Regions from separate parts of the Homo sapiens genome. Here all the other regions are linked to region 3. A link is a loop called in an ENCODE intact Hi-C map of the cell type or tissue named here. Cell type or tissue: heart left ventricle. All regions are shown on one strand. Each heading gives the region's core, and the rest is flanking DNA. Links, peaks and the distances in the headings are about the cores only. Region 1 overlaps AATF (apoptosis antagonizing transcription factor). Region 2 overlaps ACACA (acetyl-CoA carboxylase alpha). Region 3 overlaps ACACA (acetyl-CoA carboxylase alpha).

What was found. Hi-C counts contacts between places; a loop is a spot of excess contacts. Peaks named below come from ENCODE experiments on the same cell type or tissue, not always from the same donor. Only the 100,000 strongest peaks of a DNase experiment are listed, where the experiment ranks them.
Region 1: it touches region 3 in a loop (4-fold over the local background); 2 of 110 quality-filtered maps call a loop at or near these places.
Region 2: it touches region 3 in a loop (5-fold over the local background); 3 of 110 quality-filtered maps call a loop at or near these places.

Annotation. Positions count from the first base shown.
Region 1 is chr17:37,011,197-37,021,340 of GRCh38, forward strand. It overlaps AATF (apoptosis antagonizing transcription factor), which reads left to right. Exons shown (of 12, transcript NM_012138.4): 9 at 7,809-7,876; 10 at 9,738-9,818. Among named protein-coding and RNA genes, the nearest start is that of MIR2909, 17 kb to the right of the region's middle. In heart left ventricle, for the core only: no CTCF peak of the experiment used is centred there; no DNase peak of the experiment used is centred there.
Region 2 is chr17:37,138,519-37,148,662 of GRCh38, forward strand. All of the region lies in intron 45 of ACACA (acetyl-CoA carboxylase alpha), which reads right to left. It also overlaps the pseudogene RPS2P49 and the pseudogene HMGB1P24. Among named protein-coding and RNA genes, the nearest start is that of SNORA90, 100 kb to the right of the region's middle. RefSeq lists an enhancer at 3,851-4,352. In heart left ventricle, for the core only: no CTCF peak of the experiment used is centred there; no DNase peak of the experiment used is centred there.
Region 3 is chr17:37,085,059-37,095,202 of GRCh38, forward strand. ACACA (acetyl-CoA carboxylase alpha) reads right to left here. Exons shown (of 56, transcript NM_198834.3): 55 at 3,880-4,016; 56 at 1-2,381. The coding sequence ends at 2,258. Among named protein-coding and RNA genes, the nearest start is that of MIR2909, 56 kb to the left of the region's middle. RefSeq lists an enhancer at 4,669-5,170. In heart left ventricle, for the core only: no CTCF peak of the experiment used is centred there; a DNase peak (open chromatin) is centred at 4,081; H3K27ac peaks cover 253 bases.

The DNA of each region.
Region 1 (10,144 bases), core at 775-8,774, 74 kb before region 3:
CCCGTCTCAACTAAAAATTTATACAAAAATTAGCCCGGCGTGGTGGTGCACGCCTGTAATCCCAGCTACTCGGGAGGCTGAGGCAGGAGAATTGCTTGAAACCGGGAGGTGGAGGTTGCAGTGAGCAGAGATAGCACCACGGCACTCCAGCCTGGGCGACAGAGCAAGACTCTGCCTCAAAAACAAAAAAAAAGTATGGGGTGAATGAAGATGATAGTAGCCTGTACTGGGTGGAGGCAGCGGAGATGGAGAAAAGTGGACAAATTCGTGAATATAAGACTTGAGATAGTTGAGATATTGGGTGTAAGGGAAGAGGAATTTCCAGGGGTAACTCTTAGGTCATTGAAGCCTTGAGAACAGAAGGAAGTTCTTGGGGGAAACCCTGTGGAGTGAGAAGAAAATAAAGATTGGAACTGAGTCGTGAGGAGTGGCAGTATTTAATGGCTGGCTAGAGGGGCTGGCTGAATGTGGAGTAAAGACAGAGAGATGCCTCACTGATACCGAGAAAAGAGTGTTTCAGTGAGGTGAGAAAGTCCAGTGTCAGTTGCTGCTTCAAGAAGTCTAATAGGATGAGTAGTGCTAGATGCCCATTAGACATAGAGATCTTGAGACCTTAGCACAGGTAGTTTGAATAGAATAATGGAAGCAGAAATATTAGGTGGTGGAGTTGTTGGTTCGGGAGTGAATGGGCAATGTGGAGTGGGAACATATAGTTGGGGAATAGGTCATTTTGTGCCAATTTTGTATTATAGGAAGGTATAGTAATTCCTTCCCAACTATTTGAAATTATAGTATATGCAATTTATTTTTTGTATGCCTCAAATATGGTATATAAAAATTGCAAGAGACTTCTTTTGGGGATAATTTTTTTTTTTTTTAAGTTGAGGTCTCTGTTGCTCAGGCTGGAGTGCAATGGCGCAATCTTGGCTCACTGCAACTTCCGTCTCCTGGGTTCAAGCGATTTCTCCTGCCTCAGCCACCCTAGTAGCTGGGATTACAGGCATGCGCCACCATGCCCAGTTAATTTTTTTGTATTTTTACTAGAGACGGGGTTCGCCATCTTGGCCAGGCTGGTCTCGAACTTCTGGCCTCAAGTGATCCGCCTGCCTTGGCCTCCCAGTGCTAGGATTATAGGCGTGAGCCACCACACCCGGCCCTTTTGGGGATAATTTGAAAGACTAGGGAGCTGAGAACCAAAAAAGGAGGTAAGGCAGGAGGTAGAGCAAAAATAGATACATTTTCACTAAGAAGTCTTGTGGGAGAGAGAGGGAATTCACAGGAAGAGTAAACCCAATCCTTTGAGTCTGCTTTTGTATCTCCCAGTGAGGAAGTTTGAGGAACCCTGACTCAGCTAGGCTAAGTAAGTTTGATAGAGGGTTGCCCCAAGCTTTTTCCTTCTCAAGCATCTGTGGCTATGAACTGTGGAAGCCTAAAAAGTAGGAATCAATAACTCTGGGTCACAAATTCAGAAAGCCAAGGAATATGTGGTCATAAAGCCAAAATGCTTTTAAAGTTACTTGGTTTTTCAACAAGGGTGCCAAGACAGCTCAGTGGGGTAAGTAGTCTTTTCAACAAATGGTATAATGGGATATCCACATGTAAAAGAATGAAGTTGGACCCCTACCTTACACTATATATAAAAATTAACTCAAAATGGATCATAGACCTAAATATAAGAGCTACACTATTAATTATAAACCTTTTAGAAGAAAACATAGGAGTAGAGCTTCATGACCTTGGGTTAGGCAATGGTTTCTTAGATACAAATCAAAAACACAAATGACAAAAGAAAAAATTGGACTGTATCAAAATTAAAAACTTTCCTGCCTCAAATGACACTCTCAAGAAAGCAAAAAGACATTACAGAAGGAAAATGAATAAGGGACTGGTATCCAGAATATATAAAGAACTCTTACAGCTCAATAACAAAAAGACAAATAACCTCATTTTAAAATGGGCAAAGGGTCTGAATAGACATTTCTCCAGTGAAGATATACAAATGGCCAGTAAGCACAGGAAGATGCTCTGCATCATTAGCCATTAGGGAAATGCAAATCAAAGCTGCAATGAGAATGTATCATACCTGCTAGTATGGCTGTCAGTCAGTGTTTACATTATTATTACTAAGTAAATGTTGTTCTCAAGTGTCTTAGTCTGTTCTGCATTGCTATGAAGGAATACCTGAGAATGGGTAATTTTTGAGGAAGAAAGGTTTCTTTGGTTCACTCTTCTGCTGCTGGGAATTTTGGGCTTCTAGTGGAAGCCTCAGGCTGCTTCTGTTCATGAAGGAAGGCGGAGGGGAGCTGGCATGTGCAGAGATCACGTGGCAAGAGAGGAGGCTAGAGGACTGAGGCATGCCAGGCTCTTTTCAACAGCCAGCTCCTGGGCTCTAATAGAGCGGGAACTCACTCCCCACAACCAAGGGAGGACTTCATCTATGCATGAGGGATCTACCTCCATGGCCCAGACACTTTCCATTAGGCCCCTCCAACATTGAGAGCAAATTTCAGCATGAGGTTTGGAGGGGACAAACATCCCAACTATAGGAACAAGCGCTATATTATGATTACATTTTTCTTACAAATTTGTTTTTTCCTAGAGCTAATAATGCCTGTTTTTAAAAGATTTGCCTAGTTTTCTGTGTAACTATTGCTGTTTTTCCCTATATACTCCACATGCCTTGAATATATAAAATAACCTATCCTTTTGCACCTCCCTTCTACTTTTTCCCCTTGGAGACCTCATCCTAGAGCTCTCTGGACTCTTCTGGCGTGGCTGCACACCAGGCCTGCTGGCTGTATTCCTGGGACTTGCCTTTGCTTCTTCCCTGAGTTAGACCTCTCGTTTCTAATATCTTATGTCTTGATTTTAGTATACTCATTTACTGAAGTACATCTTTCTGTGAAAGAGTACACAGAAAGTAAATTGTTGAGTCCTTACGTGTATGAAAAATGCATTTATGTAACTCTCATTATACTTGGTTAATAATTTGGCTGAGGAGGCAGAGGCTGCAATGCGCTGAGATTGCACCACTGCACTCCAGCCTGGGTGACAGAGCAAGACTGTCTTAGTAATAATAATAATAATAATAATAATAATAATAATAAGGCTGTATATGGAATTTGAGTCTGGAAGTCATTTTCCATAGAATTTTGAAGGTACCTTGCTGTCCTCTGCTATCTGCTCTTGCTATTGAGACGTCTTTTCCCATTCAGATTTCCATTCTTTAATATGTAGGGCGACTGTATAATTTATTATCAAAACTGGGACAGGTAAAGTGCTAGTCTGACAGCATATTAGGACAACAGGTGTAAACCAGGACTTTCTTGGTAAACTGGGACATATGATCACCTCTTTATATGTAACCTGTTTTTTCTTTAACTGCTTAGGATCTTCTCTTTACCTCTGGTGTTCTACATTTCATGATGATGTGTCTTGACAGAGGCCCTTTTTTATTCATTGCACTAGGTCTTTGCAGTTGTATTCCTGTTCTTTCTTTGATTTGGGAAAATTTTCAGTATTCCTTCAAACATTTTCTCCCAGCCTTTGTTAGTTAGATGTTTGACTTTCTGGATTATCCTCTAAATTTTTGTCTTGTCTTGCAAATAAGCAAGGGGATATTATCTTTTTGCCTTTTGGCTTTCTTTTTGTTTTATATCAGAGATTTTCATTCATTTAAGTTCTTCTGTTGGATTTTTTAAAATTTTCTGTTTAGTGTTTAATTTCTCATTTTAGTCTTTTTCACAGCATCCTGCTCTTATCAAAGTATACCCTCTCCCACTCTTGGGATATTCATTGTAAGTTTTGGGGGTTTTTTTCTCCTTTTTAATTATTTATTTTGTTCTCTGCATTGCTTCCTTGAGTCTCTTTTCTATTTGTTTGGTTTGTGCATGAGGATTTCCTCAGATGCAGGCGATCCTTAACTGTCTGTTCATATTTAAGAGTAAAGCATTAAAGTTTATTATTCGGAATCTCTGAAACCTGGGCAGAGCTTTTTGGCTTCTTTAAATATAATTATGCTGTGAACTGACCTCTTTGTTAGAGTAGCCTTGGATGTCAGAATTTGTATTTGTTTGCTTTGTTTTCTATATATCTATTTGTTTGTGCTGCTATAGTAAAATACCACAGACTAGGTAATCTTAAAAGAACAGAAATTTATTTCTCACAGTTCTGGAGGTTGTAAAGTCCAAGAACAAGAAGGTGGCAGTTTCTGTTGTCTGGAGAGGGCTGCTGTCTGCTTCCAAGATGGTGCCTTGATGCTGAATTCTTCTGAGGGAATTCACATGGCAGAAGGTGGAAAGGCAAAAGGGACAGACTCCCTCCATCATGCCCTTTTAGAGGGACGCCTAATCCCATCCACGAGGGCAGAGCCTGCATGACTCAGTCACCTCCCAAAGGCCATTCCTTCCAATACTGTTGCATTGGGGATTAAGTGTTCAACATACGGATTTTGGGAGACACATGCAGAAGACCATAGCAACTTTGAAATCTAATTTTGGGGGTGGGAGGGCAGACACCATTCAGTTTCTTCCAGAAAAGGCTCCTCTGCTTTCCTGCCTAGGAAATTATAGAATGGGATGTTAGCTTTCTACAAATGAGGTGGGAGAAAGGGAGAGGTTTCAGAGATTAACATAGAGCCTTTCCCTTGTACCTCATTCCAGCCTTCTTTGCCTGGTATCCTCTATTCTGGAGCTTCTGTGGTTCAATATTTCCAAAGAATAAAATTTCTTTTCTCTCACGAGAGGAGGTGGGTGGTAGAGGTGGTTAGTCACTTGGCTGTGTGGGATAATGGAGGAGGCCCAAGTGGTTCTGCTCCTTCTCTTTTTCCCACCTTGCGTGGTAACTGCCAGAGAGCTGATCCTCACAGGAATTCTGCGGCCTAATACAATTAGCTTCATCTTCACCTTTATTCACTCTGGGCATTTGGGTGATAACTTCTCCATCTCCTTACTGTCTTGGAAAAATTTATGAAAATATGCACACATTAGTGCTCCTTTTCTCTTTTTTCTTAGGAGTTAATATTTATTTTATTCCTCAACTGTCTCTTAGAGGGGTTGAGAAGAGATAAACTAATGTGTTCAATCTGCCATTTTTAACTGTTTCTAGCATGCATTTTTTCTAATGAAAGTATTATAAATGTTGATTAGATGCTTAATAGTACTATTAGTCCTGTTCCTCATGTATATTGGTATGGGTTAAATAGGTTTCTGTGGCCAACCTGAAAACCTAACTGTATCTATGATTTTCCCTTAGAACTAGAGGTATAATCAAGCCTTTCCGAATTGATTATCTGGAGGAATTTTAACAGACTAGAGCAAAAACATTTTCTCTCTCTCCATTTTCCAAATCACATAGAAAATTACTACAAATACTATATCATCATTGTTGAAATAAAAAGCTCTAATAATTGTAACAGAAACTTGAATTTTAGTAGAAAGGTTTATTTGTAAAGTTAAAGCTATACAAATTAAAATCAGAAGTAAAATTGAATTCTTCAGCCAATATCTCAAATCTCTTTTTTTTTTTTTAGCAACTGTTTTGAAAGCAATTTTCTAATTAAATTTAAACCCAGTGATAGTGGTAGCTTTGGGAAAATAGTAATAGCCACGGGAATCATTTGTTTAACTGTATTTTTTGTTGTTGTTGCTTTCTTTTTCTTACCATGGACACAACAGAATCTTCTGAAATATTGGACTGAATAAACTAGACCTAGCTAGATAGACCAATAAAACAATCTTCCAAGTCATGAATGAGTAAAAATAGTTATGCAAAGCACTTGTGTGCGAAAATGCAGCTCAGAATATGTATAGTACACAAAGTGTTTGAAAGTAAATGCTGCACCAACTTGGTGTTGGAATTGCAGAGACCACTGCAGTGGGGAGCTCCAATTTCCAGCCTTTGGCAAGGGCATATTCTTCCCGAGGATCACCCTGTTGTGCTGGGGCAGCCTTCCATGAGCACTTGCACCCCGGTGACCCTGATTGCCCAGTCTCAAGGGATCTGAGAAAATTAGGAAAACCAGGAACGGTTGTTGTAATCTTTTGTATGGCTGGAACGAGGTAAGGGCAATGAAATGCAGTTATTCCATTATTTTCCTTCCTTTTTATTTTTCTTTCTCTTTTATTTCTTCTTCTTTATTATTATTAACCACTCCCCCTCACTCCCCCTACTCCTTGCTTTTGACAGAATATTGACTAGGAACCAGAAGCCCATTTCTGCTTAGCCTTAAGGGCAGCTGTTTACACAGCAGCAGTGTTACATAGGTTTACTGTGTCATATGTCTGTGTAACACTGGATTTGGATCTTGTATTTAGCTGCCAGAAGTGACTGTGATGAAGTAGGAGAGATAAACTGATAGATTGGCTGCCAGAAAGATGTTGGGAATCAATCAGATAAACAGGGTAGAGAAATAGCTTGCTGTTTTCTAGTGATAATAAAACCAGCGGCTTCTGGTCCCTGCATTCTTAAACATAATTGCTGTAGTAATAATGTCCAAAATAAGCAAATGAAAAAACATCATGGGAGGTTTTCTAATTGCAATTGAGATATCCTTTTCCCTTTTGCAATAAAGATTCATCTTTTGGAAGTGAATATTTTTTATAAATTTGTTTTACTTCTTCCAGTGCCTACTTACATAAACATATGAAATTAGAAAGAGATCTGCTTTCAGAGGAATTTATTTCTCTTTCTTCATTTGAACCACTGAAGCCCACAGGCTTCAGCTATTTGATTTGATGAAATATCTCTATTGCCACCATGCCTCACCTACAAAATCATTGCTAATTTTTATGAAGAAACAAGTTTTAAGGCCAAACCTGGATTATTGACAGATGATTAGCAGAACTAGTTTATCTTAGCGTCTTCTCTTAAATTTCTCTCAGAAGATTTTTGGAATTTTAATCTCTGTTTCTCTTTCTCTGCATATAGCACTTATAGTTCTATTATCGTAATTCAGGGTTTTTCTCCCTTAGTGTTTAACTTTTAAAACCATTGCTTCTCTTCGCCCAAGGACTTTAAGATTCAGTGCAGATTCTTAAGTCTGTATGAAAGGTACAGATGTAGATTTCAACTGGGTGCAGAGGAGTCAGGCTTAAAATGACAGTAGGAGAGTCATTTAGAATAACTCCCATGGAGTTAATTGTATTGGATGAGAGACTAATCCTCTGTGGTATATTTGCAGTATGCAAATGACTTTCTTTAGATTCCCTCTTAAAATTTGTGTGGCTATGAATGTGTTGGTATCATGTGTGGCTAAAGCACTTAATAGCAAGCATGGTAGAGTAGCAGCTGTGGAAAACAAGAGGCCGATGCCCACACTTTTAATTACATACAGTAAAGGCTTTTTGCCTGAGGAAGACCTTCCTGACTGTTGGAGGTTATAGTTCAGAAGTTAACCTTGCACCATTATCCTGTTGGTGAGAAGCTGATGCATTTCCCTTTTTGCCACACGGCCCTTCCCACCTGACCTTTTAAAGATTCTCCATTGATATCAATGGAGTGGACAAAACTAATCATAAAAATAATGAAGGGAATGTTGCATACTCATTGATCTATTTGAAATGAACTGCGGTACAATAAGTCTTCCAAATGGACTTCTGTTCTCAGCTACTGCTATAGCCACCTTTTTAAAGATATATAACTATGAAAGCGTTAACGGGAATTCAGTAATGCTCTTGCCACTGGGTTGTCCCTTATTGATTGTAGTTTTAGAGCTGTCACTATGCCATTCAGAATTCCTTCTCTGCCCTTTTAAAGTCAGTTGTACTGGAAGATGATAAATAAATTCGTTGCTTTCCTTTTTCCCCTAGCTCCTTCGAGAACTCATAGAACGGAAGACCAGCTCCTTGGATCCCAACGATCAGGTGGCCATGGGAAGGTAATTTAGATACAGCTTTCTGTTCATGCAAGCAGCCTATGTAATAGTTTCTCCCCTTGAGTCCCTTTAATTCTACCTGCAAAGCAATGATTGGTCCTATAATTATTGAAGTTAAGCAAGTAAGAGCTAGAAAGAAAATGTGACTAATTGTTTACCCTACATTGCCTAAAGTGCAATTTGTAAAGAAATTATAAAACACCTATGTGTTTGTTTTTAGAGTTTGTTTTCCAAAGTCTTTCTTATGCTCTTTGCTCCCTGGTTTTGCATTGTGATTGTATCCATATCAATCTGTTGACCAGTGGATACAAAGCAGCCATCCAAATGTGAGCTCTCAGCTGTCAGAACATGGCACTGCGCACAACAGGTTCTTTGCTCTCAGTCGAATCTGCTTTGTTAGAGTCTGCCCTAATTTAGACCTCCACCTCTTCAGTAAAAGCTTCAGCACAATTAGAAGTGGAACGTGGCAGCATTACCCAGATGTCAGGGCAGAATGTAAAGTAGTGAAGGAAGGCCCTTGTGTGTATGCTTCATCCTGTGGTTGGAAAATAAAAAGGGCATTTAGAATGCTACCTAATGAATAGTGTACATTTAAATAGCCATGAGCCATAATTTGCAAAAGCATGAAAGGAAACAAAAGCTGCAAGTGCCAGAATGGGATTCTAGGCAGAGCAGCCATTCGAGAAAGCAGTGAAAAATTTGTGTTGATGAAATAATTTTATTTAAGTAAAATATTATGTGAATTTTAGGGTAGGATGTTGATATTTCGTTTATCTCTGGAATGTTATAGAGAGCTGTTCGCTATAAATTTAATGTGATAGAGCAAATTGCATTTAAGTGGTGATTATATTGTACATTTATCTGACTTTACAATAAAATAGATTATGGTAATTAAGATTATATTAAGATTACAGTAATTGGATTTCCCTAGATTTTTTTTTTCTGGTGTTGAATTTTCGTTGTATAAATCAGGTAGGATGACTAGCTGCTGCTGCTGTTTCTCCTTCTTTTTCTTTTTTTCACTTTAGTTCATATGAGCAATTTATGAAGATTTTCTTAGCCTAATATCCCTTATTGAAAAATTAATTCCTTCTTATCTAAAATGACTGCAGAATATGTGAATCTTGTTTGGATTCTGATCCAAACAAGCCAACTGTAAAATTGAGACATTCCAGGAAATGTGAAGACTGACTGAATATTTGATAATAAAGAATTATTGTTGACTTTTTTTTTTAGATGTGGTAATGGTATTGAGATTATATTGAGGGGAGAAGAGTCCTTATCGCTTCTCTTGTATAGCAACACGTACTGAAATATTTATAGATGAAATGAAAATTAACAATTTAAACAATTTAAACAATTTAAAACAATTAAAAACTAGTATCAGTAGTGGATAATTATTTAAAAATTAGCAAAAATTGGAAAGCACAAGAAAAAGCACTGGAGGATTACCAAAGGGAAAGTTAGATTTTAAAAATTCATGCATTCAAACCAACCAGCAGTTGCAACATTAGTAACAGAACATGCTGCATAGCTAAAACATTAAAAGAAAACCCAAGTAGCTCTACTAAATCTGATGGGTTTGCCTGCAGACTGGTAGATTTAGTGCTTGTCACAGCAACTCCAAATACTAAGGAGCATTGTGAACCAAATTTGCTGTAGAATTTCCCAGCTGCCGTTTGTTTTTTTACCATTGCACAAATCCTGTTCAATTGATTAGTCAGTTTGGCCCCAAACTAGCTTGAGGAACTTGATGTAGGTTGATGATTTCTTTCTGCAGGGTTGTTAGAATAATTCCAATTTGTCAATATGTATAACTATTTCTGTTAGTGATGATGCATAACATTGCTTGTGAATTTTCCAGGCAGTGGCTTGCAATCCAGAAGTTACGAAGCAAAATCCACAAAAAAGTAGATAGGAAAGCCAGCAAAGGCAGGAAACTTCGGTGAGTTACTTTTCGGAAAAAATGTCAACATATATTGTATATGTATCTCGTCTCTTACATTCTGGCTGTTATGTCATTTTTCTTTTTCTTCTGATGATTCTGTTTTTAAGGATCAGAAAAATAAACAATATTTGAAGGTTTATTGCAACTCAGTTTTTCTTATTCTAAAATGGAAATATAGTTTCATTGACTTTTGTGCTACTGTTGTAATAGATGGGTGAAATAATATATGCATTCCCTTGAAAGAGAAAAAATAAGAAAACAAAAGTAAAATAGTTGAAATTATATTAACTTTAACAATTAATTTCTATAGAATAATATAAAAA
Region 2 (10,144 bases), core at 1,514-9,513, 54 kb after region 3:
GCTATGCTCCACTATCAAGTCTACAGATCTTTTATTTAGAAGATATGGTGCTCTAAATGCACAAAGAGCTCCCTGTCACCTTCACATTAAAGCCCCTAGTGCCTGGTAAATGGAATTATATAGCTGTCATCTCCTTTCCCCAAAGTTGTAAGAGTACAATGGGCTCATTTTTTCACACTCCATCCCAGCTTCAGAACTAAGAGACCTACTTTGTATTGATTTAAGGTCTCAGAAATAAATAAACCTGCTTCACCACTGTGATTCACAACAAATTCATGATACACTATTGCATGATATATTTCAAGCTCTTGCTCTGGCTCTCTTTTTCTTCTGGTGAGTAATGGGGGAGGTGGGAGGTGGTAGGGAGCTGCAAAGCTGACAGCCTGATGGTTATTGGAGATGGTTGCTGACTGCAAATCCAAGAATAGACACTGTTGGAGGAGTACGGGAATTTTTTTACAACTAGGGGGCAGGGGTGATAAGCTAATTTACTTGGGCTTCAGGCTGGGGTTGGGGGAGAAGAAAGGCTGAAGAGAGGAGAGGGGTTGACAGAGTAGCAAAGCTTCAAGTGAGCACTGATCTGCAAAGACAGAGCTATGAATATATGTAGAAAGAGAGACAGGTGAAGAAAATTCAACATATGAAGGTGTAACACACAACTGAATATAAAATGAAGAAGACGAAGAAACCAATCTTCCTAAGGAACCGTGTGTACAGAGCTAAGTGGGCCCTTAGCTTGAGTTCAGAGACAATGTTTTATTAGAAACAGACAGTGTAGAGACCCTACATGCCACCCAAAGTGTGAGGTAGAGGCATTTCTTCATTCTAATACTCAGGACACATCAGAACCCTGGAGGTGGAAATGGACAATGGATATAGGGTAGAGATATAATGAAGGTCCACATGGATGAAGTGAGCCAGAGACTGTTCACTGAGGCAAGAGGGTAATACATTCTAGCAGTTTAGCTTGTGTTTGTGTACCCTTGGGGTTTGAGTACCTAAGTCTACATCACCTTTACTGATTCCACCAAATCTTAGGCCCAATGAGTTTTAGCTGGTATCTACAAATATAGCAGTCAAAAAGAAATATCCTCCAACCTTATTTCAGGATCTGGACTTTCAACAAGGCAGAGGAGGAGAAAGCAGGAGATAATCGGGCTCCGAAGGTACTGCATGGCACTGCAGGAGACCCCTAAGGTTCCAAGGAGTACTTCCAAGTGGAATTAAGTTTTAACTGTTTCTCTTGTTTCTTCTACTTATTTCACATTTTTAACTGGCAAAGTTATTTATGAATCCAATTTCTTTTCTATCTTGGAATAGCATTTTCATCTTCACTACATTTGTTCTTGAGACAAGACCAGACTCTGAACACAAAAGTACATGAGAAAGATTTTGGTTCCATTCAATTTCCAATTGGTCATATCACAAAACTGGGAGTTTCTTTGTTAAATTTGAACACTGTCTTTAAAGAGTGATCAGTCTCTGTACAGGGAAACAGACTTTAGCCAAATATAAAAAAGAATTCACAGATGAATACATAGATGAATGGGATTGGCTCCAAAAGTACTCAGCTCCCATTCAGTTGAATTTTTCACACATAATTGGGTGAATATTTAGCAATGGTGTCACAGAGGAGATTCACACAACAATTGTGTGGTTGAACTTTTGAGGATCCTCCCACTCTCAAGATTTATAATTCTACAGCCACTTGTGATTGTGAACAACATATAGTGTTTACTTTTCTGTAATCTGGATAAGAAACAAAATTAAAAAAAATTTTAAATCATCATGCTCTTCAACTTCCATTCCTGGTCTCACGAGTATGTAATAATTTTATATATCACTAATATGTAATTTTATATATAATACCCTAATACGCAATAACTTTAAAAATTCCCCACCTCCTATCTATTCACTCCCCAGCCTAAAACAGTTCCCTGGCTACAGATCAATATGCATCTTTATAGCATCACAGAATACTAGATATTGAACAGAATTTAAGATTAAGAGATCCTCTGGTCTTCTACTTAAAAAAAACAAGCAAACCAAAAACAGGCTTAATTCACTTTATTTTTCTTATGTAAAAACTCTGTGTTGTAGCCACAGTTGGAGCCTGGGTCCCCTGCATGGAGACTCTGGTGTGGGTCTTGATGAGGTGGTCAGTGAATTCCTGACAGGAAGACTTGATGAATACAGTCTCCTTCCAGAGGTCGGGGGTCAGGTAGCTGTAGGTTTTAGAGATGGCATCAAAGATGGCCTTGAGAAAGTTCCCTAGGGTGGCAGTGCAGCCCCTGGCTGAGGTGTAGCAGTCATCAATACTGGCCATCATCAGCAGCTTCTTGGGCACCAGGGCCGAGATGATGCCAGTGCCCCGGGTGCAGGGATGAGGCGCACCAGCACAGAGCCACAGCCACCTGTCACCTTGCAAGGAATGGTGTGGGCCTTCTTCTCCCAGTAGCCTCTGTGCATGGGGACAATGAAGAGCTTGGCCAGGATGATGGCCCCATGGATGGCAGTGGCCACCTCCCTGAAGTACTTAACACCCAGACCAACATGGCCATTGTAGTCCCTGATGGCAACAAACATCTTGAACCTGATGTGCTGGCAAGCACGCGTCTGCTTCTGCACTGGCATAATCTTCAAAACCTCATCCTTGAGAGAGGTCCCCACGAAAAAGTTAGTGATCTCAGATTCCTTGATGGGCAGGGAGAAGAGATAGATCTCCTCCAGGGACTTGATCTTCATGTCCTTGACCAGGTGGCCCAACTTGGTCATCCATTCCTTGCCCTCAGCCTTGCCTCCATGAGCTCTGTGGGGCCCAGGCCCTGTTCACGGCCATGGTCCCAGCCCTGGATGCCACTGCCAAAGGTTCCACGGTTCCCCATCTCAGGCACCCCCACACCTGGCTAATTTTTTAATTATTTTGTAGAGGGGGTCTTGCTTCTTGCTATATTGGCCAGCCTGGTCTTGAACTCCTGGCCTCAAGCCATCCTCCTTCCTTGGCCTCCCAAAGTGCTTGGATTATAGGATTACCACGCCAACCTGATTTTCTACTTTAAAATGGGAAATGTATTATGCCTTCCATTTCACAAAGAGGAAACTAACATCTAAATAGATTAAAGCCCAAAGTTGCTTACCTAGTAAATGTCAGGGAGAAGAACAATCAAAAGTTTTTTGTTTTTTTTTTTCTGAGATGGAGTTTTGCTGTTTTTGCCCAGGCTGGAGTGCAATGGTGCAATCTTGGCTCGCTGCCACCTCTGCCTCCCAGGTTCAAGTGATTCTCCTGCCTCAGCCTCCTGAGTAGCTGGGATTACAGGTGTGTGCCACCACGCCTGGCTAATTTTGTATTTTTAGTAGAGACAGGGCTTTACCATGTTGGCCAGGCTGGTCTCAAACCACTGACCTCAGGTGATCCGCCTGCCTCTGCCTCCCAAAGTGCTGGGATTACAGGCATGAGCCACCATGCCTGGCCAAGTTTTTTTTGTTTTTTTTTGTTTTTTTTTTTTTAATCTAAAGGTTCTGTAACTCCAAAAAATTTGAGCACATTCATAATAGGTTGTCAAACATGATAATTTCCGAGTCTGTATTCAATGCCCCAAATAGAGTCTCAGAGCTTTCACTTTATCTAGAAGCTCTGGACTGGTACTTGCTGTAGGGTCTCCCAAATTCTTAGACTCTAAGCCACCATATATGCATGGGCTCTCTTAGAGTCAGAGACAACTTCTGCAGTGGAGCTCTGTGTGGCGATTCCACCCTGCAAGATCTCCAAACCAGAGCACTCAGGATTGTTGGCAGGTCACTAAGGCAGACTAATAGAGTCAAAACATAACCTGGTATAGTTTTCTACCAAACTTGAGGAATATTGAATGAAAAACAAACAAAATAATCCCCCCAAATGGGGCCAGATTTACCAATATTTTATGTGTGGGGAGGGAGCGCTTGAAAATTAGGGAGATCTGTCCATTGTGCAATAATTTCTGAGAATTCATTCATAATGCTAAAGCAAGGATTACTCAGAAAGGAAGCTAAAATGCCCTCTTTAGAAAGGAGAGTGATCCCATCTGGAGCTATGGGAGTACAGGGACTGTCTATTGTGAAAATAGGTAGTTAGGGACTTTTAAAAATGCAAATTGCTAGACTGATCCTTAGAGTGATTATGAGCTATTGTATCAACGAGTCCTTGGGGACTCTTGTAGACAGATGACTGACATATATACTACCCTGTCACGACTGAACATCGTGCCTCTCACATTAATGGCTTTCCAAAGTGCGTTGATTGTTGCTAGATACATCTATTGGGAAAGTCAATACATGAATGTACTGCCACAGTGAGGACTGTCATCTAACATTTTCTTGAAGAAATTTTTGCCTTCAAAGAATCAGAAAGTATAGAGAATAATGTGTTCGTATTTCCTTTCCAGAACCAGGATAAGAAATTGCAATGAGAAGGAACCCTAAATGAACCTTAGAGAAGACTATGGCAGTGCCAATGTTTTACCTATTTTGGCTCATTTAATTCTCACAGCGACTCTGGTACACAGATACTATTATTACTCATCTTTTACAGTTAATAAAACTGTAGCCCAGAGAGGTTAAATAAATTGCCCGAGGTCACACAACTAAGTAGGTGGTAGAGCCAAGAATTAAACCTGGGCAGCCTGGCTCTAGCCTCTCCATGCTCATAACATCTTTTTTTTTTTTTTAACTAATAAAAAAATTGTAATTTACTTAGAAGCATTCAGAATGCCAACAAAACAGCTGCAACTTTTTTTTTTTTTTTGCAATTACAGAGTGGTATTCAGTTAACAGAACAATTGTTTCATATAAGCTGCATCAGAGACAATTGAAAATGAAAAAACTACCAACCCCATATATAACTTACATGTGCTGTGCACCAATAAGAACCTGCTTAAAATTTTTATGCCAATTTACAACCCCCATCCTGTACCAGGCAAGGTTAGTGGCTATGAAAATACCACCAGGACAGGGCTATCTAAAGACACTTTTGGTAGTGTGTTAACTATACAAAAGAAGACACCATACAGTTTAAAAAAATTCTTACACAGCCTTACATTTCAATTTTTTTCTTTAAAAGGAGTGAGTTGTATACAGGGGGGTTAAATGCTTTATAGACAAGAAAAAAATCTGTGCTAGAACCAACTTATTCATCATCATCATCTTCTTCATCTTCCTCCTCCTCATCCTCTTCATCTTCCTCATCTTCCTTGTTTTTCTTGCTTTTTCGGCCTTGGCAACTCCCTTTTTTGCTGCATCAGGCTTTCCTTTAGCTCAATATGCAGCAGTATCCTTTTCGTATTTTTCCTTCAGCTTCGCAGCCTTCTTTTCATAAGGCTGCTTGTCATCTGCAGCAGTGTTATTCCACATCTCTCCCAGTTTCTTTGCAACATCACCAATGGACAAGCCAGGATGTTCTCCTTTGATTTTTGGGCGATACTCAGAATACAACAGGAAGAACGCTGAAGGAAGCCTCTTGGGTGCATTGGGATCCCTGAACTTCTTTTTTGTCTCCCCTTCAGGAGGGACGTAGGTTTTCATTTCTCTTTCATAATGGGTCTTGTCTGTCTTTGCCATATCTTCAAATTTTCCCTTCTGTTTAGCAGACATGGTCTTCCACCTCTCTGAGCACTTCTTAGAAAACTGAGAAGTTGACTGAAGCATCTGGATGCTTCTTATGCTCCTCCCAACAAGTTTGCACAAAAAATGCGTATGACAACATCTTGCCTCTAGGCTTCTTAGGATCTCCTTTGCCCATGTTTAGTTGTTTTTCCACAGCGAGGCACAGAGTCACCCAGTGCCTGTCTGGCTCTCGCTTGCCCCGGCGCTGTCTCTATCGTAACCTCTTTAAGTTATGTGAAAGTTACAATGCTGCCCGCCCCACAGTGAGAGCTAAGTAATCTCTCCTTCCCTTCTTGAGCCTCCATGACTTTCATGCTGTGTTTCACAGAGTCATGGGTGGGTGAGCATGGAGACTACACAGTGCAGGTCCCTGGTGTAACAGACAATTCCCACTCCTGAGAGGAACTCTGGTACTGTGCCTAACAGAGTCAGCTATGACAACTTCACATTTCATACTGCATAGCTGCAGAAAAATACATATATGAGAACCAGAGAGAAATGTAACTTACTTGCACCAAGTCTCAAAAGCAAGATTAGCAGAATTAGCCCCCTACCAAACTAATGGCCCTAGTCATACCCATCACATAACTTCTTTTTTCCTGGCAGATTCAGTGGAAATAGGGGCCTGATCTCGCTAAGGGGGATGAGAGTATAGGATTTTTTTTTTTCTAAAAAAGAAGCAGAGCTTTAAAATACAAGAAAAGTCACATATCATCTCCTGGTGAATCTATCACCTGCATATCACTGCCTTTGGCATATACCTTACCTTCACAGTCAGTTAATGTCCACAGGACAACCATAAACTGCATATTCTTATTTCTCTGGATAGAGAATGTGCTCTCTCTCCCCAAGTCTGGGGCAATGGATTGAGAGCTAGTAGGCTCCAGTACACATCAGTGTTCCTTTACAATACTAGCTCTTCCCAGCCTATCTGCCACCTAACACTATGTTAAACATACTAATACTTTTACCAGGAAAGGGAGAAAAAAATAAAGTAAAAAGGAAACTGAGAGGAAGAGTGGTGGGAGGAGGGAAGTAAATATGATCATCTCTGCAAATGTCCAGTGGCAAATAGACTTAAGAGTTTATGACTCTGCAATCATCTCAGCTCCTTAAGGGTGCATCTTAACAGTTCCCCAAGTACACAGGTTACTGCCTTTGCCAGGCCAGCATGACTCCCTTCAAGCAGGGTAATTTGCCACACACATCAGGTCTGCCACGCAGTGAGGCATTTTAAGGAATCTGTCACCCACAGCCTACAGTTCCTAGAGTTAGGATCTACTACCTTGAGTGACATGAAATAGCAAGCCCCTAGAAACTTCTCTTATTAATGTCATCATTCTCACGACATTTGGACAAACAGGAAAACGACCGGACCACCTTCTCTTAGGCTTTACAGACCACTAAGCAAAGAGGCCTGAGCTTTCTTCAGTGAAACTTAGGGACATGAAAGTTCATGTTCTGACCCTGATCTAGTCTCTCTCAATGAAACTAAGTCACTTTCCCTTCTGTTTTTGCCTTCCTGTCTACGAAATATAGCCCTGATACCATTAGCCCATTCCAGAAGATAGCAAGGAACCAGACAGATATTCTTGACTGAATTTCAAGCAAACCCACTTGGGCTGCTTCTAATCACCAGCCTACTGCCTTTAGTTCTAATGTCAAATGTGCTTAGTAACACTCAATAAAATCCAGATACTACAACTCATCTCAATTTGGGTAATATTTTGAATATTTTACAAATAACTGCAGGCAACAAAGCAAGACAGACATGGAAAGAAGATACACAAATGGTGAGTTCACAGGGGGAAAAGGATAAAAATACGAAGGTGGGAAGCACTTCCTGGTTTTGGAATAAAAGACACAGTGGCAAAGGATGGCGTCCATGAATAAAACATGTAAGTATACAGAAAAACCACCAAAAGTAAAAAAACAGGAAAACACCAGAAAATATTTATTTTATATGAAGGTTACTACTGTTGGCTATAAAAAGAAATCCTTTAAAAAGTAAGAGTCTTTGGAAGCAAAAGATAGGAAGGTGTAAACTAATTAAAAACAGGCTAATGACAGGCAACATCATGTGTATGCCAAGATGGAGTATAGCCATAAAAGCCAGGCGCACACATGCAATGTATTAAGTTGAAAATGCATGTCTCTTCAGCTTCATATCTATTAAAGGAAGAAACAATTTACAGGTTGCTGCATTATGGGAGTATGATATGTGGAGTGTCAACCTTTTCTCTTCAAACTGAACCATGTTAAGTAAAATCAATGATGGGGTTTGGGGGGTAGGGGAAGGAAGGGGAAAAGCAGGGAGAAAGAAAGTTTTTAAAAATCTCTGCCTCAGCAAAAGTTTTCATTAAAATTTTAGACAAATCATCCCTGTGTCCTTCTCCCTTGCTGCCTGGGGCTCCATGCTATTTCTATGCAAATAACAACCTCGTGGTTTATATCTTATTATTTCCACCGGAGCTGCAGCGACATGACCTGAGATGTGTAAGAGGTGGGGGGGAAGGGGGGGGCAGAGGAGGGGATTTGGAGAGGAGAGAGAAAGGGAGAGAAGAAGGAGGGGGGAGAGAGAGAGAGAGGGTGTTCACTCAAGTGTGAAAAAATATTGTCAGGAGTGAGCATCAAGAACAAAAAAAAATTGCAGGGATAACGTGTTTATTTCAGTCCCCCCCAAAACCCCCCAACCCCCCTTCCTGCAAACCAGCACCTTTTAAAATTCATTGGGCATCAGGCGATCATGCACAATCCATCTGCTTTCACTTTATCATTTGCATTTCATGCCTCCTGGCTTTTGATGTGCTGATACTTTGATGCAGTCAGGAGACGTGCATTATCATTATTTCAATTTTCAAAGGGGTCAACAGGATCGGCACTTGCACACACAAGATTTTTTTCCCCTACAACCTCTGAACACCCCCACTCCTTATTCTTCACCCCAATGTTTAACATAAAGGATGAAGACTCAAAAATGTGGGGGTCAAATATTTACAGTCTAAGACTGTATATAAGCTTGCATGTCTCCTACATTTCCACCTTACACAGGTACATACTATGAGCAAAATGGCCAAGGCTTAAGAAAGGAGGCTCTATAATGTTTCAAAAACACAAAGACTTTCTCACACATGAACACACAGGGCGGCACACAGACAGAGAAAGAGGGGGATCTATACGCAAGACACAGACACAAAGAGACAGAAAGATCAGCACCCACACAGAAAGAGACATGCACTCAGGGTGACTTGCACACACCCAAAGTACACAATACAGAGAGATACCTACAGAAAGAAAGGCAAACAGAGATGAAGAAAAACACCAGCACACACAAAGACAACACACAGAAGGAGTGAGTCAGAGGAAGCCATCTGAGCATGGTAGTTTCCTTTTTTCATACCTTATAGGCAAAGGGGCTAATAGGATATTCTGAACGAATTTGCATAAAATCGGGTGTCTTCAGCAGCACAGCTCTATACTTAAGAGGAGCTGACATGAAGATAGTGAAGCAGGCAGAGCAACATTAGGTAACCTCTGTATCTGATCACTCCCTTCAGCTAAAAACAAATATGCCCTTTTGGAAGTGAGCATTGTTTGGTAAGTTAAAGCTATAGCTTTATTTATCTTTCACCCTGTAACTAAGCTTTTGTTTTAACAAGCAGCCCTGTAAGCTATGACAGTGAATATAATGAATTTGATTAGAACAATTCAATCAGATTTTAAGAAATCAATCTCTAATGTTTCTTCATGGCACAAATGAAATTCAACTAGCAAGTTTTCAAGCAAAACAAAACCAAAAACCCAACATCTGCTTTTTGTAATATTCTTTGTATATAATATAGTATCGGGGCAGGGGGGAGAAAGAAACTCAATATAAGAAGATATATTTCAGAAATTAGCTCTCTGACTGGGTATGGGAACATCATGGAAATATAGGTTTTTAAAGTACCATTATCTATGAGAACAGAATTTTTAAAATCTTTCAAAAATTCTGTTCTCATAGATAATGGTACCTAAAATTATCTTTGGCATTCATCAATATCTCATCCTAAGAAGGTATCCAAAAGAGCAACTTAAAAAAAAAAAAAACAACAACCTTAAGACTCTCAGCAGTTTCTCCCACTGCAATAATAATCTTCAGTAGTAGTGGTTCACAACCTTTATTTCCAGGCTACTCTCCAAAAAGGGAGGAAGACAGCCAAGTTCGCCACTGTTAGCACTGCTGTGCCTTTCCTTGATGAGAAAAGCAAGCCCAGAGGAGGATACAGAGTTCATATGAATGCACAGAGCAAGCTGATCGCATCAAATGATTCCTCTAATTTCTGACATCCACAAAATCTAATTAAACCAATGGAATTATCAACTTTTTCCTAAATGGGAATGACAGAACACTTAATTCTTACCCTTAAACTTGAAAGTCAAGACTTGATAAAAAGTTCCTGCAAGTGGAGTAAACATAATATCTGATACAATTTAGTATGTGTATTAACTCCATAAGCTCAATCAC
Region 3 (10,144 bases), core at 611-8,610:
CACAGTATGTGTCCATCAAATTCTGAGACAAGTGAAGGCTGTTTTGTGAACGAAGAGAACAGATAATATGGCGGTCTCCGTCCAAGCAGGTCTTGGTCAATATCCATCATTTATACTCCTCCTGCCTTAGTAGCCTTGCATGTTTGAGGGGCTGTGGGAATGTCAGATTGCTCATGTTCTGTGCCTCCAACTTGAAAAAATCCTTGTCCAGGGTAAGACCTACAGTAAGGAGCTCTGGGGATGGGGGAGGAGGCATTACAGGGTTCTAGAGAGGAAACATACTCGTTTGTGTCATAATTTGGTGGGGAGAGGGGAGGTAAATGAGTGTAACCCACCCTGCCTCTGAAGACATGCCTGGACAGGCCTCCTGGGGGGTGCAGGACTTCATACCACTTGTAGATATGTGGGATTTGATTTATTGCAAAAAAGCATAGAAGAATAATCTGGTCAAAAATGAATCCAATTCTTACTAGGTAAGCAAATAGCCAGCAATGGTCAATGCATTTTCCTGGACTGAGAATTGTCCCCCACCACTTTATGCCCTTTTCTGAAGGTGCTGAACACCTGTACCTTCCACCAGGGCAGCCGGGCTGAGGCTCTGACTCCTGGGGGCTGTCCGCTCCATACCCAGCCATACAGTGCCCACCTGCAACCCAGAACCATTGAAAAGTCCAGCCAATCTATCCGCACAGATTCCTCCTGAAGAAGGGGAGGTGGAGCTCGTTCTTGTGTGCAAACTACAGGGTTAAGGCTCAGAACTGTGGCTTGTCCAAGAACGTTCATACCACTGCTTCTCAAATGTCTTAGTGATTTCCTCCTTGGTCATCAGTGACAAATGCAGTTAGCTGCACTAAAGGAACCGGATGCTACACCAGCCCTGATCACCTGCCACTCTTGCTTTAGGAACAGAGGAATCAGTAAGTTCTTTTCTTGAATAAACTAGTTGTTGAAAGTAAACTCTCTCCACCACCTGAGGAAGCCCCTGATGCCAGTCAGGAGGGGCCAGTAAGCCTGGAGGACAGCAGCACCATGACTGAGTTGTAAATAATCTTAAGGTCATGTGGATTCTGTGTTTCCTGGAAGCCTCCCTCATCAGGAAGGCCAGCTCCTGGTGCTGAGGGTGTAGCTGTCACCAGGGTCCTTTCAGAGCTGTGGGGAGACCTGCTGCCTGTCTACACTCTGGGGAAGAGAGTAGAACCGTTAGCTGCTAGGACAGTAATCCTGGAACTAGGGAAGAGTGAGTGTGGAGGCACCATTAACCTCTCAAAACCATCCAAGCTCCAGGCTTCATAGGAACAACTTTCCAAGTCCTCAAAACAAACAGACTATCTATCTATCTCACTGGCTCTCCACATGGCATAAATAACTAGTTTCCACCAGTGCAGAAAGGGCAGTTCTCTTCTGGCTCCTCCTCTGCCAACTCAGGCTTCACCACCTGTGGAACTGCTGGGGCCCCTCAAGCACTGGCCTTGCAGCTCCCAGCCACATGCGACAGCTAGTCCAGCAGTGACGTGCAGGCGAGAGGCAGGCCAACAACTACCTTTCCCTTTGTCCTCAGAGACTGAACCCAAGGTTGAGGTCCCCTAAATCAAGAATAACTGGTTCTATTTTCTTTCTCTGCTTCTTGGCTCACAGTTTTGCCCTCATCTTTGAGTTCCTATGGAGCTTGTAGTAGATTTTATGCTCTAATTTTTCTTCATAAAAGGTACCGTAGTGTGGTTAAACTGGGAATCATTCCTCTCCAGTGCCTACTGTGTGCTGGGCTAAGAGTCGGGGTAATAAACAATGGACTTGAGGCTTCCTCCTCTCCTTAGCCCTCCTCTGCTGCCTGTGGCTGCGGCTCATGGGGCCAGGAGTGAGGGGGGCTGCTCACTGCTGGGCAACTCCTCACGCTTCCCCATGCTGGGAGGCCAAGGGGCTGTCAGGACAGGAGGGGCAGCCCTACTTTGGTTAGTAAGACCTCATGGTACATGTTTGTACCTTTCATTGCCTTCTCAGTCCTGTGCAGGGAGTGGAGGACTAGGCCTGGCCAGGGTAATAAATACTGAATGGGGTAGGTGTGACTGGTGGGCTGGAGGGGGATTCTGTGATCTTACATCCCAGGATGTCATGCATAACCTGAAACGAGAGGAAGTAAAATGCCATTTGACTCCAGTGCTGGGTCTCCTGTGCCTTCTCATTACAGTGGTTACAGTTGTAAAAGGCAGCTCTAGCCCTTTTCTCCAGAGACAGGGCAGGGACAGGCAGGAAGCTCTTCCTACGTGGAAGGGGAATCCATTGTGGAGAGGATCCGTATGACTTCTGCTCGCTGAGTGGGTGATATGTGCTGCGTCATATGGATGATGGAATCCATGGCAACCTCTGGATTGGCCTGGACCAAGCTGGAAAGGAAGATTGAGAATGGTGAAGAAAAGAGAAGCAGAAGTGTCTAGATGAGGACAGCTAAAGAACTGCCCAATAAACATGTGTGCACCGTCCACTGCAGACATTTTAGTCACGCCTCACCTTATTTGTTTCCCTATATTACAAATATCCAGCCAAGGTAGTGCAAGACAAACCCAAAACATTTTGCTATGTTGAAAAAGGAATTAAACCCAAAACAAAACCCAAAAAAAACCCAAAACATGCCAATGGGGGCATGTCACAAAGACAGCAATTGGGGCATCAAAAGCAGCCCAGCAATGAATTATAAATCAGTAAAAAATAGAACTTCATGAGTCTGTACCAATAATGTATATATAAAAGAATCGGCAGGAGTGAGGACTGAGTGGTGACTGGTAATTGTGGAGGGTGTGCTGGAGTTGGAAAGTTATCATTTTGCAAGCTCATCGTAAAGACTGCACCAGAGGGAAATTTTGATGAAAGCAAGATACTTGCATGGCCTTAAAATGTCTTCCTGCAGACTACTTATTAGGTGCAAGGGGGGAAAATCAGTAATTATACGGTAGAGAAATGGAGCAACATCTTGACCAGCGGATGAAATTAACACGAGGAGGAGCAGATAAACAGCATGTGCCCCCAGATGTGGTGCCCTGTGAAGGTTCTGGCCAGAGTGCCTCACCTGCATCTCATCATGGGGAGACATCAGACAAACTCAAAATGAGCAATGTTCTACAGATGGTAGATATCAGATAAAAGTTTTTAATCAATGTTAAATTTACAAAAGTGGATCATTTTATGATGGTTATGTAAAAGTATCCCTATTCTCAGCAAATGCACACTGAAATATTTGGGGGTAAAGGCCATGATATATGTAACACCCTTAAGTAGTTCAGAAAGAGGAAAAATGTATACACATATGGGAGGGCAGGCACACTCATAAGTGATATAGCAACGGGGAGAAAATGTAACAGGTAAATCTGAGTACAGATATTATATATAGGGGTGTTCTTTGTACTGTTTTTAATTTTATAACTTTTCTGTAAGTGAAATGTTTCCAAATAAACTTTTACAAAAATGCCCCTGCAGTCTCTACCACCGATCCTATGGAGCAGACTGAAGCCTCTAGAAGAATACAGCTAACTCTTGGCTTCAGGAGGTGAGGAGGTGGTTTCCCAGGAAACCACCACACACACAATCAGCTTTCCTCCCAGAGTTGTTCATCCGGTTTGAGTATCAGCATTCAGAGCTAAGAGGTGGGCACAGTGAATTAAGCCTTCATCTAGCTGAGATTACTAAGTGCCCCTGGGGAGCAGTAGCTGAAAAAGAATTGGGCTTCAGGCCATATCTGTACCTGTGGGTCAACTACAGCTGTCTCAAACAGCAAGAGACTGCAGAGATCATAAGATTTCTGCGATCATCTCATGATTTGTTTGGAAACTTTTTATTCCAAAGAAATTAGCCCTCCTTCTCTAGTGGAGTTCCCCACGTTGGTCTCACCTGCGGATTTGCTTGAGGACGTAGTCTCTGCTGATGCATTTGATGTTTTCCTCTATTACCGAGTGAACACCATCCTCCTCTGTCAGCTGTTTCTCTAGCCACTCCGCCAGATCCTTATTATTGTCCCAAACATAAGCCTGCAAACAGATGACTCTTGGTCAAACACCAGGGGTCAGGCCAGGCCGGGACACCCTGACTATTCAGGATCTGGAGTGCTTGCTTACTCCAAAAGTGTGCTCCGTGTCCACGATTCTCCTTCACTGTCAGCATCGTGCAGGAGGAGGAAGTAGGCCTCGAGGCAGGAGCTGTGCCCCTTCTCCTTCTCTTCCTTTATGGACACAGGTGTACACCTGAAGTCTCCATGGGGCTCTCCCGAGCACTCTGGTGCTCATACCCTGACTCTGTCCTGTCAGACTCTAGGGACCCACCTATTTGACAAAGGCTAAGAGAATTCAATAACCTGACAGGTTTGAGAGAACCAGTTAAAAGCCCAAATTACTTAGTAAAATTGTGATTGAGAAGGCAAGGCTGTTTATTTGGTGTTTTGCTCTCAGAGGAGCTGAGACACAATGCCTAAAGTATAAGTCTCTAGCCTCAGTGAGGCCTGGCAGTCACTGGATGGATGAAGTCTCCTGAAATAGAGCCCACTGTCTTTTGATGAGGCACGGACGGGGAACTGATGGGAGGGAAGTCTTGTTGCCAGGGTACAGCCACCAGGTCAGAAACCTAAGCCCCATTTTATTACCTATGAGAGTATTCGAAAGGATCAAGACGTCCATAACCCTGAAAGTCTCAACAAACCACCTCTCACCTCCTTTTCAAGATCATTTAGCTGAGTATTTCCTAGGTGGTTGACTACATAATAATTCAGGAGTGTGTTAGAAGCCTAATAGCCTTCTCCTTGCTCTCTTCTCCTCTCATTTTCTTTACAAATCATTTAGGAATCGTTTTGTTAATGGTTTCCGGAAAACCAAGTACCACAATTAGGGCTCATTCATATTTATGTCATTTTGTTTGGGTAATTAAACACAAAGCTTGTCATTTAAAGGTGCGCTATCCTTCTCTGTTATCACTAACGAAGTCAAAGTCAGAATGACAATGAGTTTGGTGCTATAATTTAATAGGTGGGTGTGTTTGTTAGGGACTCTGAGGCTTTGAGGTTTGAGACGTGGCTACAGGAAGCCTGTATGCAAGCAAGGTCACCAAAGCCACAGCTGTGACTACTGGGCTGCAGAGGAAATGTCTTCATCACAAGAGGCCTCAAGCAGTACAAAACTGAGCACTAGGCTATTTTCTAACTATCTCGTGCCTTCAAATATAATGGTTTCTTTTCAGACTGTCACTTCCTGTCTCTAACTTAGCTGCCGACTTAGTTGTGACTGGTTATTTAATGTATGTCATTTCATCGACGTCTCTGTTTCTAAAAATTAACTCCTTTACATTGGAAAGATGAAGGCTTCCGGGGACTAAGGATCAGCAGTATGTCTCTTTTAGTTCTTTGTCCATTTCTTTTTCTGACTCAAATGTGCCCAGTTCTGTATCTAATCACTGATAAGCAGATCAGCAATTCTTCAGCTGGGGTGTGTGGCCCCGTCAGTGCAAACCTGAGTGACCCTCTCCTCTCTGTGCCTGGGTTAGGACTCCCAGCATCTCTCAAGGCCAAACTGCCTTGAGAAAGTGTTTTGCGCCTAAGGAAAGGAAGTGTCACATCAGCCCCTATCCACGAGGGAGAAGGTAGCACTGCTTTTCCCATAACATGGTTTTAACTCACTCTTGTGACCCAGCTTGCTGCACGCCCCACATATGGATGGGTCCCCCTGGACTCCTAAACGTCGCCACCTAAATTTCAACATTTCCATTTCCATCATTGGCAATTTACTCTTCTGCTCCGTGGTTTCAGGACTTCTACACATACCCCTACTTATGAAGATTGGGGTGGAGGGGAGGAAAAATAAAACAATAAATGCTTCTTGGATTTCAGAATGGAAAAAAAAAAAACCCCAAGATTTTTAGATTTACCCAAGAATCCCAAAGCCTTTAGTTTAGGAGAATATTTAATACTCTTATTAATCATTTTTAATCCGTTTGCTTTTAATTAAGAAACAGCATGATGCTTTCCTATCAACATATGCCAGGGAGCAGATTAATTGTGGCTTAAGATAACTCTCCTTGATTGGTGTAATGTATTAGCTAACGAGATGCCTGCTTCCAACAATGCTCAGACACTACACTGGAAAGCCAGCTACCCTCTAGAGAAAACTCTTCTGCCTTCCCCTCCTGCAGCCACAGAGTATGCTAGGTGTTTAAACATTTTGAAAAGTTCCCAGACAGGATTAGGGCAACGCATTCCAAGTTTTACAGTTGCTTGAAAATATGGGTCCTATAAAAAGATCTGCTGTTTACGCAAAGTACAACTGGATGACAATGACCGCCAAACCCCAGTGGATTACAGCCTAGAGTACATGAAGGAAAGGGGTCTCAAGTTCTAATCAACTGCATGTTTAGCAAAAATAAACAAACTTATGTAAGCATAGTGCCACTGGTTTTTCTCAACAGACCTGGGAGAGTTACCATACTGTTGTGGGATAATTTGCTCCACCTGGGAAAAGCAAGCTCCCTTCCACTGGGTTATGGAGTTTACAGGTTTTTTTTTCTTCCCCCAGACAGGGTCTCCTCCTGTTGCCCAGGCTGGAGTACAGTGGCATGATCACAGCTCATTGCAGCCCGAAACTCCTGGGCTCACGTGATTCTCCTGCATCGGCATCCTGAATAGCTAGGATTACAGGCATGCCCCACCATGCCTGGCAAAACTTTTTTTGGTAGAAACAGGGTCTCGTTATGTTGCCCAGGCTGGTCTTGAACTCCTGGGCTCAAGCAGTTCCCCTGCCTTGGCCTCCCAAAGTGCTGGGATTATAGGCGTGTGCCACTGTGCCCAGCCAGAGCCTACAGTTTCTTGTTTGCTCCCTTAGAACAGTTGTAAGACTCAATTCCAGTCATCCAGAAGGATAGGCCAACCTTATTCCCAGGAAGAAGCCATTATTATTTCCCTCCTTAAAATTATGAAAATGGGCCTGGCACAGTGGCTCACGCCTGTTATCCCAGCAATTTGGGAGGCTGAGGCAGGGAATTGCTGGAGTCCAGGAGTTTCAGACCAGCCTGGGCAACATGGCAAAACCCCACCTCTACAAAAAAATCAGCCAGGTGGGGTAGTGTATGCCTATAGTCCCAGCTACTTGGGAGGCTGAGGTGGGAGGGGAGGATCACATGAGCCCAGGAGGTTGAGGCTGAAAGTGAGTCATCATACCTACTCCAGCAGCCTGGGCAATAGAGTGAGACAAAAAAAAAAAAAAAGAAAATGTGGCCAGTCATTCCTAGTATTCCAGCGTGGACTTTAAACAGGTGTGATATGCTAGGCTGCTAACATCATGACAGGCCTGGGCCCGTATGCCACCTGTCAGCATATCCATCTGTATCAGAACATTTTATCAATAAAATATCAATAATTCTACATCACAACAGTGGCCTGTCCTAAAATGAATGTTCAACAGACACTTTCTGTCTGCATCAGTGGATAAGTATCTCAGGCACTAGTCAGCCTCACTAATTTTATGTAGTAATTAGTCTATCTCACAACATCTAAATGACCTGTTTGGAAAGTTTCATTTCTAACATACTGGATAGCTGTTAAGTCCTCCTTAGACAATGGTTCAGCAGGGCCAAGGAGTGACCAGGGCACAACCTGATGGATGTGAGCCCTGATTACTATACCCTACTAATAACTCACCTTGGGAGCTGCTGGGAGACACCTCCAGCTAGGGAGGCTCCTCCCATTTCTGACCTTCTAGACTTCTGGGAAACACACAGCCTGATGGGTGTAGGGATGGCATACAAATCCTAAGGTACACTCATATTTTGGAAAGACATTTTCAATACACCTACACTTACAAGGCTAAGCCCTATCCAACAGAAGCCCAAGAAAGGATGTGATTTTTTTTTCCAAGGGCTTTAGAGTACAATAGCCAAAGGACATGTGGGCTAGGGTGGCCATCAGACCCCTGTGAACCAAGCTCCTGTGAGCCAATCCCATCTCAGCTCCAGGCCCATAGCAGGGCCAAGCAACACTTTCCAGGTTCTACCTTACCTCCTCCCTGCCTGGCCCTGTGTGAGAAGTTTGGTGTATGAGACTTATTCATCAGTAGCCTGAGGCCAGGTTTTGAGGTCAGTGGAAATAAGTGACCCTGTCAATAGTGCTTTTTCCTATGGTCCTCACAGGGGCCTCTGTTGAGCATTCATTTCACTTGGAAATCCAGAATAAGAGCGAGTGGGTAGCTGTGTGAACAATAAGAATGCACCATGGCATCGGGTTGTGGGAACATGAGAGCATGCCAAACCAAAGAGCGTCTGAGCACCCACTGTGCTCAGGAGTCAGCCCCCTTTCCGCCGAGGTCAATCAGCTGTACATTTTTGACTTGGTCTATGTTGCTATTATTTTTTTACCTTCTAACATGGAGCAGGGGAAACTAGCATATTTTGAATGTCTACTGAGCCAGACATTGTGTTCCATACTTTTTCTTTTTGGAGACAGGGTCTCACTCTGTTGCCCAGGCTGGGGTGCAGTGGCGCCATCATAGCTCACTATAACCTCAAATTCCTTGGCCCAAGCGATGCTCCTGCCTCAGCCCCCTGAGGAGCTAGGACTACATGTGTGTGCCACGACACCGAGCAAATTTTAAAATTTTTTGTGAAGACAGGGTCTTGCTTTGTTATCCAGGCTGGTCTCAAACTCCTGGCCTCAAGCGATCCTCCCACTTCAGCTTCCCAAAGCACTGGGATTACAGGCGTGAGCCACCACATCTGACTTATGCTCCATACTTTACTCATGTTATTTAAAACTCACTGAACCCCATGACATAAACACCACCCCCATTTTACAGATGAGGGAATGGAGGCTTAAATAATATGCCCATGCCAGTAAATGACAAAGCTGGGATCCCGAAGTTTATGAGATTTCAAAACCCACATTCTCATTGTTCCATGCAGAGTCCTAATTTCAATTTCTACTATTGGGGTCTGGGAAAAAATAAATCAGCCTGTTTGAAAAACCAGGCTTCAAATTTTGGATCTAAGAATCAAGTGAGAAACCATGCCCAGGATACAAATGTGTGCCATGTTCTTATGACCCAATTTAAACTACTGTTCTTGTTATTTTCGTTAAGGAGCTGTAGTGATGCTTTGCTTCTGCCTGCAGTGAAACTATGAACCATAAATCCTACTATTTCCTACAGTAGGATCGTCCCAGTGGATTCAAACAGACTCCCATAACTCATGGTAACAGATATCTCTAAGGGAAACAAAAGAATTATAGTGCTCAGTTATATAATATCACCGTGTCTTCAATTTTCTGTCCCAGAATTTCTGTTTTCAGGATTAAGATTAAGAAAACAAATTCTCTGGGAACAAAAAGAACACAAGGCATAGCTAATAGATGCCTATCTCGAAATGTCTTTTCTTACCAGTAACCAACCACAATAAGGATTAGAGGGTCACTTCCTGGTGCAAAGCCAGGGTCTAGACTCAGCCAGTCTTTGCACTTGAGAAACACAACACACAGTATCTATCATTCTTTGAAGAACCACCCCCCCCCCCCCACACCAAACAGCAAGCAGATTGTACATCACTCCTTCTGAGGCACACAGATGGCTTTTGAACACTGCAACCCTTTCTTCTCTCAAGGGCACTGCAGATTTTATCACCCACCTCACACTAAACTAGGTCCTGCTGAGCCTGCCGAATATGGAAGGAGGTTTCAAAGCCACATGCCCTGACATCATAGGATTACCCGTCCTCACGTTCAGTCCTTGGCATTCCTCTCAGAGAACTCAGGAGAATGCTGCCTTTTGTAGATGGGCACAAGGGAAATGGCCTCAGTGCTCAGCATGGCTGCCCCCAGTGCCTAGGCAGCCTCCTACTGAGCTACGGGGTGGGGGTTCTCTTCTGTGCTTCAATTCCAGCCAGGAGCTTGTACACACGTGGTCAACTGTTCTCTCCATTGATAAGAGACGGCAGTGACCTATTTCTTCAGACGCTCTGTCCGCTTGGGAGCAGGATGCTAGGGAAAAGCTGAAGGGCCTATCTACTTGCTTCATGCCTGGGGGGAAACTTCCTTCTCATCCTTGTGCCTACTGAGGCTGGACACGTCCATTAGTGACTAATGTGGTAGGGAGGCAGTGCAGGCCTCTCCTGGCCACACACATACACACACACT